4 separate regions of the Homo sapiens genome follow, and all the other regions are linked to region 1. Evidence: chromatin contacts called from ENCODE Hi-C data. All regions are on one chromosome and are shown on one strand. Each heading gives the region's core, a stretch centred on a gene start or an enhancer-like site at or near the end of the contact. The rest is flanking DNA. Distances are from core to core; before and after follow the strand shown.

Region 1 (4,180 bases), core at 1,155-3,654:
ACAAGATGACTAAGAAACATATTGAAAGACTTTATAAAAGTTTACTAAACAGGATTTTCAAGGCAGCCTGGGATTATTTAACAAATGCACAAGGTTCTGGAGAACATAAAGTGATTTTTAAAGATTAAATGCTGACTGCATCTGTTGTCTTCTGTTTTCTATCTATATTCATTGATAACAGGCCAAACAAATATGCAAAATGTATCCAATCACAAGGGAATTTATAGGCCTAATGAAGGATTTCTTTGGAATTACTTTCAATGAGGGGGGAGCAGTAATGAGCTGAAAAGGTATTTCAGATTCTTGTGGATGTTTCTAAAGAGTTTTTCTTTTCTCTGCTCCCTTCTCTCCACTCTGCCCTTTTCCTTTTCCATTTCCCTTTTTCCTTTTTCTTTTTCCTTTCCTTTCCTTCTTTTCTTTCTCTCTCTCTTTGTCTATTTTTCTTTTTCTCTCTTTCTCTCTCTCTCTCTTTCTCTCCTTCTCTTTTTTTCTCTCTCTCTCTCCCTCTTTCTCTCTTTCTCTATGTCTTTCTCTCTCTTACTCTTTCTTTCTCTTTTTCTCTCTTCTCTCTTTTTCTCTCTCCCTCTCTTTCTCTCTCTCCCTCTTTCTCTCTTTCTCTATGTCTTTCTCTCTCTCTTACTCTTTCTTTCTCTCTTTCTCTTTCTCTCCTCCTCTCCTCTCCTTCTCTCCCCCTGCCCTCCTTTCTTCCTTTCTGTCTTTTTCGATTTTTTTCCTCTTTCCCTCCTAAAGCCTAGCACTGGACTTTGGACTTACAAGGATTCCAAGTATACAGTAGTACCCCCTTATCAGCAGGGGATGTGTTCCAAGACCCCCAGTAGACGTCTGAAATTGTACATAATACCTGACTATATACTATGTGTTTTTCCTATATACATACCTATGATGAAGTTTAATTTACACATTAGGCACAGTAAGAGATTCACAACAATAATAATAAATATAACAATATACTTTAATAAAGGTTATATGAATATGGTCTCTCTGAAAATATTGCGCTGTACTCACCTATTTTTGGACTGCAGTTGAACACAGGTAGTTGAAATCGTGGATAAGGGGGACTACTGTGCTTGCTAATGGATTATTTGTTTTTGAAAAAAGTGAGCAAGTAGTTGGCCAATCTTCCAAAAAGTACCCTTCTAGATCTCAACTTTTCATCATCCTCCACAGCAAAAGGAATGGAACAACATTGTGCAGCACTTCCTAAACTGATATCAAAGAGCCAGTTAGTGCTATCTGACAATTACCTTTGCACCTCATCAAGGAAGATTCTAGGCAAATACAACCTCTCATTATGTCTTGGCAGTGGACAATTTCTGGTCTTCCTAAAAACAAAATGTAAATCACCTCAATAAAACTTACCCAAGACATTCTAGACTTAAGTGGGGCTTGGTGAGGGAGCAGGCAAGAGAGTCTATTTTTACATTTTAAAGAGAAGACAAAATGGTGGATAAGTAACTGAGAAAGCTTCATGTTACACTTCATGTATTTCCTTCCTCCTTCCGTGAGTCAATTTAACAGTGAATGAAAGGGATCAAACAGATAATACTTCTAACATGGCATCTCCTCTACTTTTGTTTTGTAATCCTCGCTCCAGCAGTTGCTACTTGTGTAACCTTGGGTGATTACTTAAATCATCTGTAAAATGAGAGTAAGAAGAGTCCTCCTCTCAGAGCGTTATTACTGGGATTGAACATGGTAACACAACTAAGGCCCTGGAACAGTGACTGACACATAGTAAATATTCAAAATTATCTTATTATTCAATTTATTATGCAAAAAGAATTTTTTTTGATGATGTCTGTGCTGTTCCTGTTCTTGTCTCATGCCCAGGGTGACTGTGTTGCTTCCTGGGTAATGTTCTTTTGGAGATTCTACCAAGGAATCCCAAACCCCAAAGTCTTACTCCACGTGCTCAGCAGTGCTCAAAAGGCCTTTAACAGGGAACAAAACCTCTCACCCCTCAAATGCTTAAAAGGCAACTCTGGCTTGAGTCCAAAAAAGATTTTTTAAGAAAGTAATTTTTGACACTGATAAGGCCAGAGAGTCTCAGGTATTCCCTGGAAGAGAGAGCAAAGGCAAAAAGAAAAAAAAAAAAGCCACATCCCACTGTACCAAAACAAATCTGAACCTCCTCAAAATTTCACCAACATTTCATTCATTCGAAGCTTTGAATAAAAAGCAAGAAAGTAACACAGCCCACAGGGCATTTTTTGGGACAAAGAAGATTCATTCCCAGGGCTGCAGATTTCCTGACACCTGGGGATATGTTAGTGCACATGAATAAATATTCCATTGTTTTGAGGATCTCTTTGTAAGTATCTTGCTTCAAGAATGACGGGTGACGTCAATCAGGAAAAAATCCCCAGTGAATCCTAGGACTTATTGCTCCAATTAAGCAAGAAGACACGTTAGAGCCTGAAAGATTGGGTAATAATTCATACCTGTTGTGTTTCGATGTTAACTGTGAGCCTAAATGTAGACTCTAACCTCTCTTAAGCATAATTTTTTTCTACACAATAGCTCAAGGCCTTGAATATTTAAGAAAATTACATATAAGGAAATGTTAAAAAAAAATCTCTCTGAAAAAAAGTACATGGCTCATGAAAAATAAATCTGGGTAAATTAAGTTATGAAAGATGTATTTCAGTTAGAGCAGGAGCTTTGAAGTGCATTTCCTGTGCAAAAACAAAAACTCGGCTTCCTAGATGATAAATTGCCAACACAATAGCCTTTCGGGTATCACAGGAGCTTGCAGTTTATCTGGGCTTCCAGGTCACCCTGGGTTTAAGCCTGACTTACTGTCACCCTCCCTTCAAGGGTACTGGGACTTCTGGTGCGAGGCAGCATTTAAAGCCCTGGAAGAATGTGTTTCTTTTTGTGAGGAAGTATCTTGCTTTTTCTGACAGCTGCATCTGGCTGCCTGTTGAGCCTAGTTTTCTTCTAAGAAATGATTTTTGGAATAAGGACCGGAAGGCCTTACTCAGCTGACGAGGAAGTAGGATTATACAATAGCCGTGAATGTGGAATTTGGAAACAAACGTCCTGGGTTCAATCCCAGTTTTGCCAATTCCCTAGTAGGGTGAGCTTGGGCAAGTTAATTCATTCTTTAAACTTCAGCTGCCTCAATTGTAAAGGGGATAAGACTACCTAAGAGAGTTCCAGTGAGGGTTAACATGGAAAAATGGAAATAAAGAAGCACTTAGTGTATCACTGGGCATAAAATGAGCCCTCGAGGAGAGTTAACTATTATGGTTAACTCAAAACATGTTAGGATATAAGATATTGGTAGGGGTTCTTTTGATCAATGGTTTAACTGAACTACAATCAGAATAGATTTACTTATATATAAATAAACAAAAATTATGAGGGCCTTCTATAGACAAGAATAAAGCACTCTCAAGCTTTTGCAGGGGCTATTGCCCTCAAGTAGCATGACTCTAGTTGAGTTGATTAGACATGCATCCGCATAACAACACCAAGTAGAAAGTGGCAAGCTATAAGAGAATGTAGTTAAAGTGCTACTGGACTTAAGAAGAAGGAAGGATTATAATCTAGTTGAGGGAAGTCAGAGAAGACTTTGCAGATGAAGGTCCCGTGGTGAACATCTCTTTATTTTTCATATATTGACAACAGGGTTCATATGATTATATTGACTTAAAAATTTCAGACTGGAAAGATCTACCTTCTATAGTGTAAAGATTTGGACATGTCTGAGAGAGTTCAAGCTCAATGTATATTCTCTGATTACAGTAATCTCGGGCCATAAAAGTCAGTATCGCTTTAAAATGAGAATCAGGTTTGGCTTTTCCCCAGAGGACAGTTGGCCATTTGCCCAGTGGTCTGTGCAGTAACATACTTATACAAACTTTCCTAGTTTGAAAAGAAAGGGAGGGAAGCAGGGGAAGAAAACAGAGGGAAGCAGTGCTGATCTTTTGTCTGTAAAAACACTGTATGATGGCCAGGTGTGAAGAAAACTTGCTCAGGCTCTCAGGCAAAGTTGTGTTGCTCTTGGTGGAAACAACGGAAACTTTTGTCGTCGTCTTGTCCTCTCCTGTTCTAACTCTCCTGCTATCTTCTTTCATGTTATTTGCCATTCTATTCACTCCTTTGTTCATTCATTCATCAAATATTAAGTTTCTAGTCTTGGAACTTAAATGCT
Region 2 (4,180 bases), core at 795-3,294, 470 kb after region 1:
GATTGCAGGCGTGAGTCACCGTGCCCAGCCCTAGTTCTCAGATATATAAACGGAATAATATACATAATTAGAAACATTAATTTGCCTGTTATTCCCATAAAGGATTTTTTTCTATATACTAAAAACAAAATTTTGGAGGACCAAGTGATAATATTCCAGAAAATCATAGCAATATGGGCTCTTTCAATGACCAACTGAAGCTGAAAAAGCATCCTGGCTGAGGGGAGGAAATATTATTAGCCACTTCCGCTGTCTCACACTAAAACAAAGTACACAAGGAGGAAGTAGAGGTGATGCAAGCAGTGAATGAGAAATCAGGAAAATTTCCATTAAACTCTGCCTAAGTCCTTTAGGGCTCTGTCTCTGTTTTGTTCCTCTTAAGGTTGTCACTTCTATGCCTAATGATTATCTCATTGGTTCCAGGACATTGTTACCATTTACCTCCACTGGATATCTATTTTCTTTCAAAAAGGTAAGAAGCAATTTATGTCCTATTATAATTTTATTTGTAATCTTAATTAATCCTACATGTCCAAGGTAAAGACAGGTAATCATTACGTGTGTGTGTGTGTGTGTGTGTGTGTGTGTGTGTGTGCATATATATATATATATATATATATATATATATATATATATATATCTTGAGTCTACTATCTGGTACACTATTGGGGCTTAAGGAAACAAATAACAACAAAAAATCCAAAAAACACCCATCATACAGCATTTGCTACACTTCTTTTTACTGAAAGTCCTACTACCTACCAATTCACACCCCACCTGCCAACTCCCTCACCTGAAAGCAAGAAGGAATTGTATTTTCACTCCAGCATGTAATTGGCAGATCCATATTTTGTTTTTGCTTGTTTTTTTTCTTTCAGCACAATCAACGTGCCTTTTCCCTGATTTTCTCTGCCAAACATATCAGATTGTGGGAGGTTTATGGATACACAGTACTTCACAGGCAACCTGAAAGGTAGGGAGACTGCGAGGAGATACTGCAAAAAAAAAAGTGTGATGGAGAAAGCATGAGTGACTACTGGAAGACAGACCTGAGATAATTATTGAAGAGATGACAGTGAACATTACCATGATATGTTTCACCAGGTTGTGTTTCAAAGATAATGAAGAACTATTAAATCATTTTATTTTCTTTGAGATATTAAAGAATAAATGAAAGGAATATGCAGATGATAATTATAAATAACAATTATGATAAGTTTGAGTAGCTAGCTACTTTATACAACACTCCAGAAATATTTGTTATGCAAATGCATAAACTCTACCCAGTGGCTTTATAGATCACTGGCATTAGGGCTGGAGCTATTGTGCAGGAATAGGATGGTGGCTTAACTCAGTTGGGGGTCATTTTATTGCCAGTTTAACTGGTGTTAAATTAGTGGGTATTTAACTGTCACTAACACAATTTAGGGCTCAATTCGCCAAAGTATCATTTTTACTAATATTTTAGTGAAAGTGAAGAATCATTCCTCCCGATGCTGTAGTGTCATGCTGAAGGCACCACTGTTCTCTAGTCCACAGTAATGAAACTTGCATTAACAAAAGTGGGCTGGATGCCTACTAAGGAGAAAAATAAACTCCTTGAGAACCTGGTATCTTGCTGTAGTTTATTGCAGTGAAACCATTTTAACATCCCTTTTCACTGAATGAGATTTTTAAAATCCGTAAATCATGAGCCAAAATAGTATAATCCATGCAATATTTCATGGAAGACCTTTGCTGTAAGATTATTGTGTTGAACTCCCAAATTTTTATTTTAGGGAAAAAACACACACGCACACACACGCACGCACACACACACACACACACATTTCCCCACCAACACAAGAAACATGATCAACTCCAAATTCAAAAAGATTTACAAATGCCACAACACAGTTATCTACCAGCAAACATATCATTTCTTTGTTTCATAGGACACCAAGGATGAATAATTCATGAACCCCATTTCACATGCTTATTGTGTCTGGTGGCAAAGACCCCGCCCGCTCAGCCCCAGGAAAGCTCAGGCACTTTGCTGCAGGCACAGTGCTCTGTGCCATCCAGGGACCAGCCGTGTGCTCTCGAGTTACTGGAGCAGCGCAAGCAGCTCCAGTGGTCTCAGCTGTGGAGACAGCTGTTTGCCCACCGTCTGCGATGGCAGAAATGTGTGGTAGGCTTCCCCCTAACAGCATGGCCCCCGCTACACACCACACACACACACAAACAACTCCCAGGCCGTGCATCATACACACACCACCACCCAAGGGGTGAAAGAAGCCCCATCATGTGGGGACCAGAATGAGCAATGCACCACAGTTTAAAAACAACTCTTTATCTTGTATGATAACTACTGGAACAGAGGTGGTAGCCTCCGAACCTAAACCTTGTCATTTATGTATCAAAAGATTTGTGCATGCGTGAAATTCAAAATGATTTATTGTTTAGTTATTGCCTTATTTACTTACTTAATGGATTGATTGATGTGCTAGGATCCCACAGACAACGGAGGCTTTTTTTTTTTTTTTTTTAAGATTGTTTTAAAGGAACTAGATTGCAAGCAAAGTTTCAGTAGCACAGTAAGTCAGCTCCTCCTTACTGGTTTGTATTCATAATGAGTTCCTTTTGGCTCTTGCCTGCTACCTGTCTCTGGCTATTCATTGACACAAAATACTGCACCTTGCACACTGTGAGAAGTGGCAGGGATGAAAGAATATTAAGCACGAAGGAGTAAAATATGCAGAAAAATCTGGATCCTGCAGCACGTTTTAGCCAATAGAAGCATCTATAGTAGTAACTCTTGCATGGTGCTTGGGCTGAAAGCGATAGAGCTGCTTTAACAATGGGAGTTATCAGGATTCCATCTGGCATCATTTCTCGACAGAGGAGGGAGTTGCAGACAGAGGGGTCTCACATTTGAATTCCTCTTGTAGACCTAGTATCATCTGTTTCTCTTACGGACCTTGAACTTACTTTCATTTTATAGGGATATACTACACCTGAACTGGTTCTTGTAATAAAATTATCTAAAAACTTTGAAATAACTGTTATAAGAAAAGTTCCACAAACCTCTTACTAGCTTGCCTCTTGAATTTTATTTATTATTAGGAGTGCTAATTTTTTAATCACTCATGGTGAATAGGAGCAAAATCAAGGAGGGAGGTGCTCAATTTATTTATAGGAATTAGATGGCAAATTTGTGCATAACTCTTATTTGATCGATGTTCTGCGCAAGCGACATTTACGTAGGATCCCTGTAACCTCTTTTCCAAACAAACTCTAATTTGACATAATGCAGCGGAGAATGGCACCAGTCATCGGGCTTGCATCAGAAATGCATTTTATTTGGATTCAATTCAGACTCTTAACGAACTGGTTCCCATAAATGCAGCAGATGGGAGTGAGGCAAATGGAAGAGTGTGTGGGGCCTCACACCCAGCACCCACCACCGCTCCACTGTACTAAAGCCTTTCCTTAGTTAGCTGGTTAGTTAGTTAGCTAATTAGTTAGGCACATTCCAGCTGAAACTTTTAATTATAATTAACATATTTATCCTACCAATCCACCAAATTGAGGCATGAAACACTACAGTCCAGCCAAGGCAAGGAGATTCTTTCCTTCTCTTTCTCTCTTGACTGATTAATGTGGTGAATGCTGCCAGAAGATGGTCCAACGGTTTATAAACCTGGCAAAGCTGAAGCCAGACCTTCTTTTCTAAAGGTCAATTAAAAATGCTAGCTGCACTGTAAACAGAATTCTCCCTAGCAGAATACCACGCAGTGTCCAAAGTGGTCTCTTAATACAAAATATCAATTTGATTTTCCTCAGGAGATTCGCTCTCCTTTTGCAATGCAAATATTTTCAAGTGTACTAAACACGTTTTAGCACCTCAACATAGGCACTAAAACTATTTGCATGCAAAATTACCCAGAGTAGGCAGACAGGCACAAGCTTATGCTAGCACCATATGTGCTAAAGAATTTGAGCCAGGAAACAACTAGTATCTGGACGTTATTTACAATTTAAATTTAATTTTACATTATTATTCAAATGAGAGCTTATATATAAGTCTCTATTAAAATTAATGCTTCATATGGAATGAAATTTCACCTAAAATTATATTTTTAATAGTGCTGGGGGGTTTTGTTCCAACTAGATTTCAACCATTCAAGAAGTATAATAC
Region 3 (4,180 bases), core at 1,252-3,751, 450 kb before region 1:
ATGCAAAAAAAAAAAAAAAAAAAGACAAAACCCCTCTCGCTCTCCACTAGAGTCTCTATTTGGACTCTAGAACGGACAAAGCAACGGCTATTTCAACTTCAACTCCCTTAGCAAATGGAAGAAAAGGCATCTGACCCGTGGACTCCTCCAGCTGGTCCCCGGGTCTCACCGCCTGCGGGTCTCCACGTCAGCTCGCAGGCATCGGCGGCCAGTCGGACACCAGGGGGCGCAGCAGCCTTTGTCCTGACAGGTATTGAAGAATGAAGCCAGACTGGGCCGTCAAGAAAAATCTGACTTCCCTCCTTTCAGTTTCTCTCATTGGAACCAGCCCACTCCCCAGCCCCCTTCATTCGCCTTAAAGCCATTTTCTGCTTCCTCCTCATGCTCAGATTCTCAGGGTGCAGGGATGCAGCAGTTCAGAGACCCCTCTCCAGGAGCTCCCCCGCTCTGCCAAGGACACCCTAGCAGTGGTCCACCATTTGTTCTCACTTGCAGGCCTCTGAACTCAGGATGTTTTTGGCTATTCTTCCTGAATGAAGAACCCTATAGAACAGGACCAGCTTCCCAGAAGAACTGTCACATCTATCCTCTAATATCCCTCCCCTTTCCACGCACAAAAACAATCACAAATTAAATAACATGTCTGGGAAGCTCACGCGGCCTGGACCTATCCCTCACCACCCTCTGTCTGCCCCTACAGTCTAAGGACAGCCTTTGGTAGTAGCTACCTACCCAAAGGGACAGGCTGCAGCACCTTCACCATACCTCTGCCATTCTCACCAACCCATGGTGCACCCCAAGCAGGATAACTGCCTCCTTGTAACCCCACCAGCTTGCCTCTGTGTGCCCTCCAGCAGAAAGAAATCCACTTGACCCTTGCCAAAGTCTCCTGATTCCAAAGATTCAGTAATAAATGAGCATCCTCTTCTACTTTAAGACATACTCCTAACCCTGCCCCTATAGACACAAACGGACACAATGCAAACCCTCAGATGTCAAAAACGTACTCTTTCACAAAGACTCCTGAAACTCCTCTGTTCCAGAGGGAAAGGCTACAGGGTCCTTCCTATGCAGGCCTTTGAAAAGCAGCTGTATGTTTACATAGAGAGATTCCAAGTTTACACAGTCCTTTCCCTGTCTGTTATTGGAGCCTCTCAACAACGCTGAGAGATAAGCAGTGAAATCTAAAGCTTAGAGGCTTGCCTCAGGACCAGACCTAGTACAGCGTAGAAACAGCACTGAGGGCCCGGGTGACAGAGCATGGAAACACTTGCTTGTCCAATTGCACCAAGGCCTGGAAGAAATGCAGCCACCATAGAAGATCATCAGATTACATACACTGAGGGAGCCTGTGGTCTCAGGAGCCAGGCAGGGGCAGGAGGAACAGTGCAAAAGAAGCGGTGATGTCAATTCTGACCCGACTCTTCTTTTTACCTGTGGCCTCGCTCACTTCTTTATTTCCACGTTCATCTTAGCTAATGTAGAGTACCGGGAAGTGCTGAGCCCGGAGACAGGTAGCCATGGTTTGTTATCTTGGTGGTGAGCCTCCCAACTCCACACTCATAAAATAATGATAACATCTATTATATATACAAATACATCACCAAAAAAAAATGAAAAAATCAGTGTAATTCCAGGAGACGGAGCAGGGTAGGAGACTTTTACTTTCATTTTATGCTGTTTTCTATTATTTGAAGTATCTGGATTTACGCATGTGTTCCTTTTATGATTTTATTTTTAAAATTTTATTGGGGTTAATGATGCTCTTTAGCGTTGCTGCAAAGATGACTTATGTAACATATCTGGCATGGTACGTGGTCTGGTGCACAGTTGATGCTCACTCAACAGTAGTTTATTGTTAGCTATATACTTCCGTCAGAACTGTGGGCAAATGGGACCTCAAATCAAGAGACCCGGGGTCTGTGGCACACTCTGCTCTCAGATCCATGTATGCCTTTTAGTAAGTCAAGTCCCTTGGAATCTATGTAAACATAGTAGCTGCTTTTCAAAGGCCTGCATAGGAAGGAATCTGTGCCTCAGTTTCTTTATCTGTAAAGCAATGAGACACAAGCCACTTGATTTGAAAAATGGTGAGAAGGACAGGACAACATGCTCACCACCCAAAATGCCTGAGATACCTTCTAAAATTCAGTCACAGTCTTTGCAAGGGAGGCTTCTTAAGTTTGAGTTCATCAGACAGAAACTCTTTCTAGGAGAAGTTGTCATCTAGGATAGACAGAAAGGGCTGGAGATAGCTGAATAAGTTCTAAAGCAAGTACAGAAATTAAATCAGGAAACAATGTGTGAACAGTATAGGGCCATCAGCGTAGGATGGGAGGTGAGAAAAGAAGGTTTGAGGTGTTCCTTGAGTGCAGTTGGCACCACGATCATTTCCTGACAGGGGAGATGCCCTTGGTAGGCAGAAGGGGTGTGATTCAAGGTCCAGGCATCCCTGGCCCGGACACAGCCAGCCCTAGCCCAGCTCCCTAGGATGAGAGTTCTGTATGGGGCACAGGGCTGGCGCTGTTGAGACCAGGCCTCCCTAGGCAGATCCAGGAGCAGAGCTGCCCTTTGGACAAATTACTTTCGGCAAAGTCAGAAGGAACCCACTGCCCAAGAGAATTGGGCTAAAGCACCTCTGAAGTTTCTTCCAGCATAAACTTTATCTTAACAACAACCAAAAAAAGTGGGGAGACTGGACCATAGGAGGTGCAGATGCCCAAACATGATCCTCTCCCTGCTTAGCAGCTAGTCTGGGGATACCTATTTTTTATGCACTCCAACTCCTGAAAACCAACTAAAGATTTGTTCCTGGAACACACAGCTGATTCATTTCCTACGCCACTCAGAACGGGAGATTTCCCTCCGAGTCTCCTTTGCCAAAGCTTGGCCTTTGGGGGATAGGAGGCAGGTAGTCTAGTGGGTAGAAAGGTCGCGACTTTCTTTTGCCCCGCGGTCTCCTTCCTATTTAAAGCAGCACCGCCTGTCGAAACAGCTTTGTGCCAATATTTGCAGGCAGGAAGATTTTCTGACATTGTAAGGGGGTTGTTGGAAGCAGATGGGAGGCCCTTTCCCAAGGCCATCGGCAGACCAGAAATTGGTTACACCCGCACCCAGGGAGGAATCCCTAGCCCCCACTCTCACGATCAGCGCCCATAAGGTATCTGCATTTACATTTTAAAAAGAAAGAGGAATTTTTTTTGTATCTCTGAATCATCTGGCAGCGCCTGATATTATACATCTCCCCCTAAAGCCCCTGTTGTCCCTCCCTAAAGAGGAGGTCGTGTTTTCAATTCTTGAGAGATCTGGAATAACGGTATCAGAGCATGCCAACAGCTAGAAGACCCCCAACTTCCCCCCCCACCCCACCCAGGTCTTTCGCCCTATAGGAATTGGGGGCAGCGGGGGTGGCGATTTGCAGCGAGGCAAGGGCAGGTAGCAACAACTCCGACTGATCTCCAGAGGCAAAACCAAACTAAACGTAGTTCCAACCATCATGTTTTAACAAAATCTGCATTCTGTGAAAGTCTGTTTTTTTCTTAGAGAAACGCCCTTCGTTTTTAATTTTGCGTCACTTTCGCAGGCTGCCCTGAATGCCTAACCACTTGTTAAAATGCCTCTGTGCTTTGCTTTTCCGTGTGGTTCTTTTCTGTGCCCGTTTGTATCTCTAATAAGCGGCATTGTTTATTATCCTTGGGTCGGGGCCCCTGGGACTGAACCGAAATAATACAGAGGCACCGAGGCTGAGCGCTGGAAAATACTCCGGGTTTCCCAGGCCCAGGAGGGTCCCCGGGGCCGCCAAACGACCCTCCTGGGGAAAGCCCACCCGTGCGTGCGTGCCTGGTGAAGGGCAAGTTTGCACGAGTTTTTCCAGGCAGGGAGAGATCATGGGCAATCCAAAGCCCAGATGAGTGGGTATAGAAAGGGGCACACGGGGAAGGGAAATGCCACTGTGGACCGGTAATGGGGGTGTGACTTAAGAGCCAATATTGACAGGATGACTTTTTTTAAGGGAGGCGGGGGACTGCCGCGCGGGAAGCGTTCTGAGCCGTCTTTTAGCTCGAAGTCTCAACTCTCATCCCTATGCAAGAAATTGTCACTAATAAATTCTTTTTTCCGCATAGCCCATCAGTCCTCGCTGTTAAAGCGAGTATCCTAAACAAGATGAGGCTAACTTCCC
Region 4 (4,180 bases), core at 627-3,126, 320 kb after region 1:
AAAGAGTACTTTTTAAAAATAATCTGCACATCTGGGCCCCATTCTGGCGATTCTGATTCAATGGATCTGGGGCTAGTTCTGGCATTTGCATGCAAAAGGCTCCCCTGGGGTTCTGGCACACAACTTTAGATTTTTACTTTTATAAGAGATTTTCACTCTTATAACTTAAAGCACAGGGTGCTGTAGCCATAAAGAGTTGTTTTGACGTGTGATCTTGTGCAACTTAACTTCTCTGAAGATCGTGTGTGTGTGTGTGTGTGTGTGTGTGTGTGTGTGTATCATTTAACATTTTAAAAACTATGGTAGAATTTTCTGTTTGAGACCAAAATAGAAGATATGCCAGTTTGTTTCAGAGAATATATTCCAGCATATATTTAAAGCAAACATGTGAAAACAAACGCTAGGTTTTATTTGTAACAAAAATTTTGATTTAGTCTGATATTTAGTACTACTAATCGGGTTTGAATTTAACAAAGAATGTGGTTTATTCAGGTTCAACTCCCTGATAATTACTGTTTTACACCATATCTATCTAGAATTAACCTACCAGCATTGACGTATTTGGCATTAAGCTATTTTTTTCCTGGAGGATTGTTTGTATGAGTTTTCATTTGGTAATGTTTATGCCTTTGAAGGAATGTATATTGACAGATGTTTGTTAATAAGGATGGATATTTCATTATGAATCTACATCTATTTACTTTCTCAAAGGTTTCAAACTTCCCAAGAATGCGTGCATGCGTGCGTGCGGGCGTGTGTGTGTGTGTGTGTGTGTGTGTGTGTGTGTGTGTCAGGGAAGGAGGTGGTGGGGAGAGAAAGAGAGAGAGACAGACAGACAGAGACAGATCTCTTTTGGCAATTGTGTTAATAGTTCATCTTCTGCTTCCCAGATTTGCATATGCTATTTTTTAAAGTTATTTTTCTACACCTTTATAAGCTTTTCTCTTCTGATCTGAAATGCTTCTGCCTGATGTCCTTCCCATCTAAATTCTTCCCACTCTTCAGGTCCCAATTTTTATAAAATCTTTCTTGATTCTTCTTGCTCCAGTGATTTCTTCCTCTCATTTTGTCAATAAGCTATTTTCTATACTGTGCATATAACACTTATCATATAACTGTAACTTATTATAATATGTTGTTTTATTGTTTTATGAGTGCACCTTGTCTCCCTTTTTTGAGCATCAGACTAATGGAATCTCTACTGAATATTTCTGTGCTGCCTCTTAGTGCCAAGTACTTCCTTGCAAATAGCATATGCTGTTATCCTCCAAGGCATGCTGACTAATTGAGGAGTATTGCTTTTATATACAGCAAAAAAAATCACACATGGAAATATTAAATGAAATATATTAGAGCATTATTTATACAGGCAATAACAAAGAGTTATTTGTACTAATATTGACTTTTTTTTGGTCTAACAGTTCACTACCAGTGGGAAGTATCTCAGAAGCTTGGTCACTGGAAAAATCAAGATACCCACCCTGACAGTAGGATTAACTTGGCTCATCTCAATTATTCAGAAATAAGGGAAAGGAGTTGCATATTCTTTTTTCTTTGCTGTAAAAAGATGACTTTCATGTCTATTTCCCAGCATGTTATTTCAATTGGAGGTCAGTAATATCTGCTGGCCTTCCTAGATGCCAAACATTCAGGTCTTTGTTTTGTCCTGGTTCAGTCACTCCTCCCTATGTCCAAAGTAGAGGCATCCCATGCATTCCTAGAAGCCTATTTCTTATCTACTTCCTTTCCCAAGGCCTCTGGCAGCTTTGCACAGTGGCTAGAGCATCTCATGCAGTTCCTGATATTGTTCCATGTTCCTTTTCAGAAGGCAGTGGCAAGCAAGAGATCTGTTGTTATTAAAGGTTCACAGTTGGGGGGCGGGGAATGACTCACAAACAAGGGAGAGTCTTTCTTACTGAAATGCTCTTAAAGGCCTTGTCTACTTATAAATACAAAGACATTGTTCTCTTCATCATCATAGTTTTAGCACCTAACATCTTGCCTACCACATAGTTGACAATTGATAAAAATTGTCGAAGAAATGCAGGAGATCTGGTGCTCTGTCTTCCAAGAAGGCATCCTTGGCCCACTCAGTGGGAATGATCACTTTCTCCTCTGTGCCCCACTGCACTATGCAACCTCCTTCTCTTGTTCAACTTATCTTAGTGAATGGCACTGATTTTTCTAATGTAGATTTCTCTTTCTTTGTGATTCCTTGATAGCAAGGTCTATCTTACATGTTTTAATACCTCTAATACCAAGTACAAAAAACATTTAATGAAACAGCTCTGTGAAACTGTTACACATACCTTCTACAATTATATCATTAGGAATATTATTTATTACATTTCATTGAGTCCTTTTTAGGAGATTTGTCCAGAAATTTCTCGCTTGTAATTATATTCAGAATACATGTGTTTGTCTTAGACAATGTTTTTTGCTTCCATCTCATGACCACTAAATTTTGAGTCTACTGAAATGTCTAGTTACAATCGGACCCATTCATAGTAAGGATTCAATGTCAAAGGACATAACTTAAGGTAATAAAAGCCGTTTATGACAAACCCACAGCCAACATTATATTGAATGGGGAAAAGTTGAAAGCATTCCCCCTGAGAACTGGAACAAGACAAGGATGCCCACTTTCACCACTTCTATTCAACATATTACTGGAAATCCTAGCCAGAGCAATCAGATAAGAGAAAGAAATCAAGGGCATCCAAGTCAGAAAAGAGGAAGTCAGACTGTCACTGTTGGCTGTTGATATGATCATATACCTAGAGAACCCTAAAAACTCATCCAAAAAGCTCCTAGAACTAGTAAATGAGTTCAGCAAAGTTTCAGGACACAAAATTAATGGACACAAATCAGTATCTCTGCTATACACCAACAGCAACCAAGCTGAAAATCAAACCAAGAACCCAGTCCCTTTTACAATAGCTGCAAAAACAGAAACAAAAACTTAGGAATATACCTAACCAAGGAGGTGAAAGACCTCTACAAGGAAAACTACAAAACACTGCTGAAAGAAATCATAGATGACACAAACAAATGGAAACACATCCCATGCTCATGGATGGGTAGAATCAATATTTTGAAAATGACCGTACTGCCAAAAGCAATCTACAATTTCAATGCAATTCCTATCAAAATACCACCATCATTCTTCAAAGAACTAGAAAAACAATGCTAAAATTTATATGGAACCAAAAAAGAGCCTGCATAGCCAAAGTAAGACTAAGCAAAAAGAACAAATCTGGGGCATCACATTACCTGACTTTAAACTATACTATAAGATCAACAAAACAGCATGGTACTAGTATAAAAATATGCACATAGACCAATGGAACAGAATTGAGTACCCAGAAATAAAGCCAAATACTTACAGCCAACTGGTCTTTGACAAAACAAACAAAAACATAAAGTGGGGAAAAGACAACCTATTCAACAAATGGTGCTGGGATCATTGGCAAGCCACATGTAGGAGCATGAAACTGGATCCTCATATCTCACCTTATACAGAGATCAATTCAAGATGGATCAAAGACTTAAATCTAAGACCTGAAACGATAAAAATTCTAGAAGATAACAATGGAAAAACTCTTCTAGGCACTGGCTTGGGCAAAGACTTCATGACCAAGAACCCAAAAGCAAATGTAACAAAAACAAAGATAAATAGATGAGACTTAATTAAACTTAAAGGCTTCTGCCTAGCAAAAGAAATAATCAGCAGAGTTAACAGACAACCCACAGAGTGGGAGAAAATCTTCACAATCTATACATTTGACAAAGGACTAATATCCAGAATCTATAAATAACTCAAACAAATCGGCAAGAAGAAAACACACAATCCCATGAAGAAGTGGGCTAAGGACATGAATAGACAATTCTCAAAAGCAGATATACAAATAGCCATAAGCATATGGAAAAATGTTCAACATCATTAATTATCAGGGAAATGCAAATCAAAACCAAAATGAGATACCACCTTACTCCTGCAAGAATAGCCATAATCAAAAAATAAATAAATAAATAAAAATACAGATGTTCCCATGGATGTGGTGAAAAGGGAACACTTTTACACTGTTGGTGGGAATGTAAACTAGTACAACCACTGTAGAAGACAATGTGAATATTCTTTAAAGAACTAAAAGTAGATGTGAATATTCCTTAAAAAACT

The links. Hi-C counts contacts between places; a loop is a spot of excess contacts on that map. Pooled maps may share reads with other maps.
Region 2: a loop to region 1 is called in a pooled map, with 2.2 times the contacts of the local background. The contact joins the promoter of LINC01235 here to the enhancer-like site in region 1. A Hi-C loop is called at or near these places in 1 of 50 pooled maps.
Region 3: a map of heart right ventricle shows a loop between it and region 1 (2.4-fold over the local background). The contact joins two enhancer-like sites. A Hi-C loop is called at or near these places in 9 of 168 maps with a recorded cell type or tissue (OCI-LY7, aorta, cardiac septum and 4 more), 1 of 37 single-sample maps with no recorded cell type and 9 of 50 pooled maps.
Region 4: a pooled map of heart left ventricle shows a loop between it and region 1 (2.0-fold over the local background). The contact joins two enhancer-like sites. A Hi-C loop is called at or near these places in 1 of 168 maps with a recorded cell type or tissue (aorta) and 1 of 50 pooled maps.

Annotation. Positions count from the first base shown.
Region 1 is chr9:13,898,820-13,902,999 of GRCh38, reverse strand. All of the region lies in intron 6 of LOC101929507 (a long non-coding RNA gene), which reads left to right. Among named protein-coding and RNA genes, the nearest start is that of LINC00583, 27 kb to the left of the region's middle. Within about 2 kb of position 2,404, at least 5 of the 41 ENCODE cell types and tissues checked have a DNase peak (open chromatin) inside an H3K27ac peak, as active enhancers do; they include heart right ventricle, where a contact is called at or near this core.
Region 2 is chr9:13,429,193-13,433,372 of GRCh38, reverse strand. LINC01235 (long intergenic non-protein coding RNA 1235) reads left to right here and starts at 2,044. Exons shown (of 3, transcript NR_033863.1): 1 at 2,044-2,170.
Region 3 is chr9:14,349,697-14,353,876 of GRCh38, reverse strand. All of the region lies in intron 1 of NFIB-AS1 (NFIB antisense RNA 1), which reads right to left. It also overlaps a transcript of NFIB not described here. Among named protein-coding and RNA genes, the nearest start is that of NFIB-AS1, 35 kb to the right of the region's middle. Within about 2 kb of position 2,501, at least 10 of the 41 ENCODE cell types and tissues checked have a DNase peak (open chromatin) inside an H3K27ac peak, as active enhancers do; they include heart right ventricle, where a contact is called at or near this core.
Region 4 is chr9:13,573,376-13,577,555 of GRCh38, reverse strand. No RefSeq gene overlaps it. Among named protein-coding and RNA genes, the nearest start is that of LINC01235, 140 kb to the right of the region's middle. RefSeq lists a silencer at 1,672-1,966. Within about 2 kb of position 1,876, at least 3 of the 41 ENCODE cell types and tissues checked have a DNase peak (open chromatin) inside an H3K27ac peak, as active enhancers do.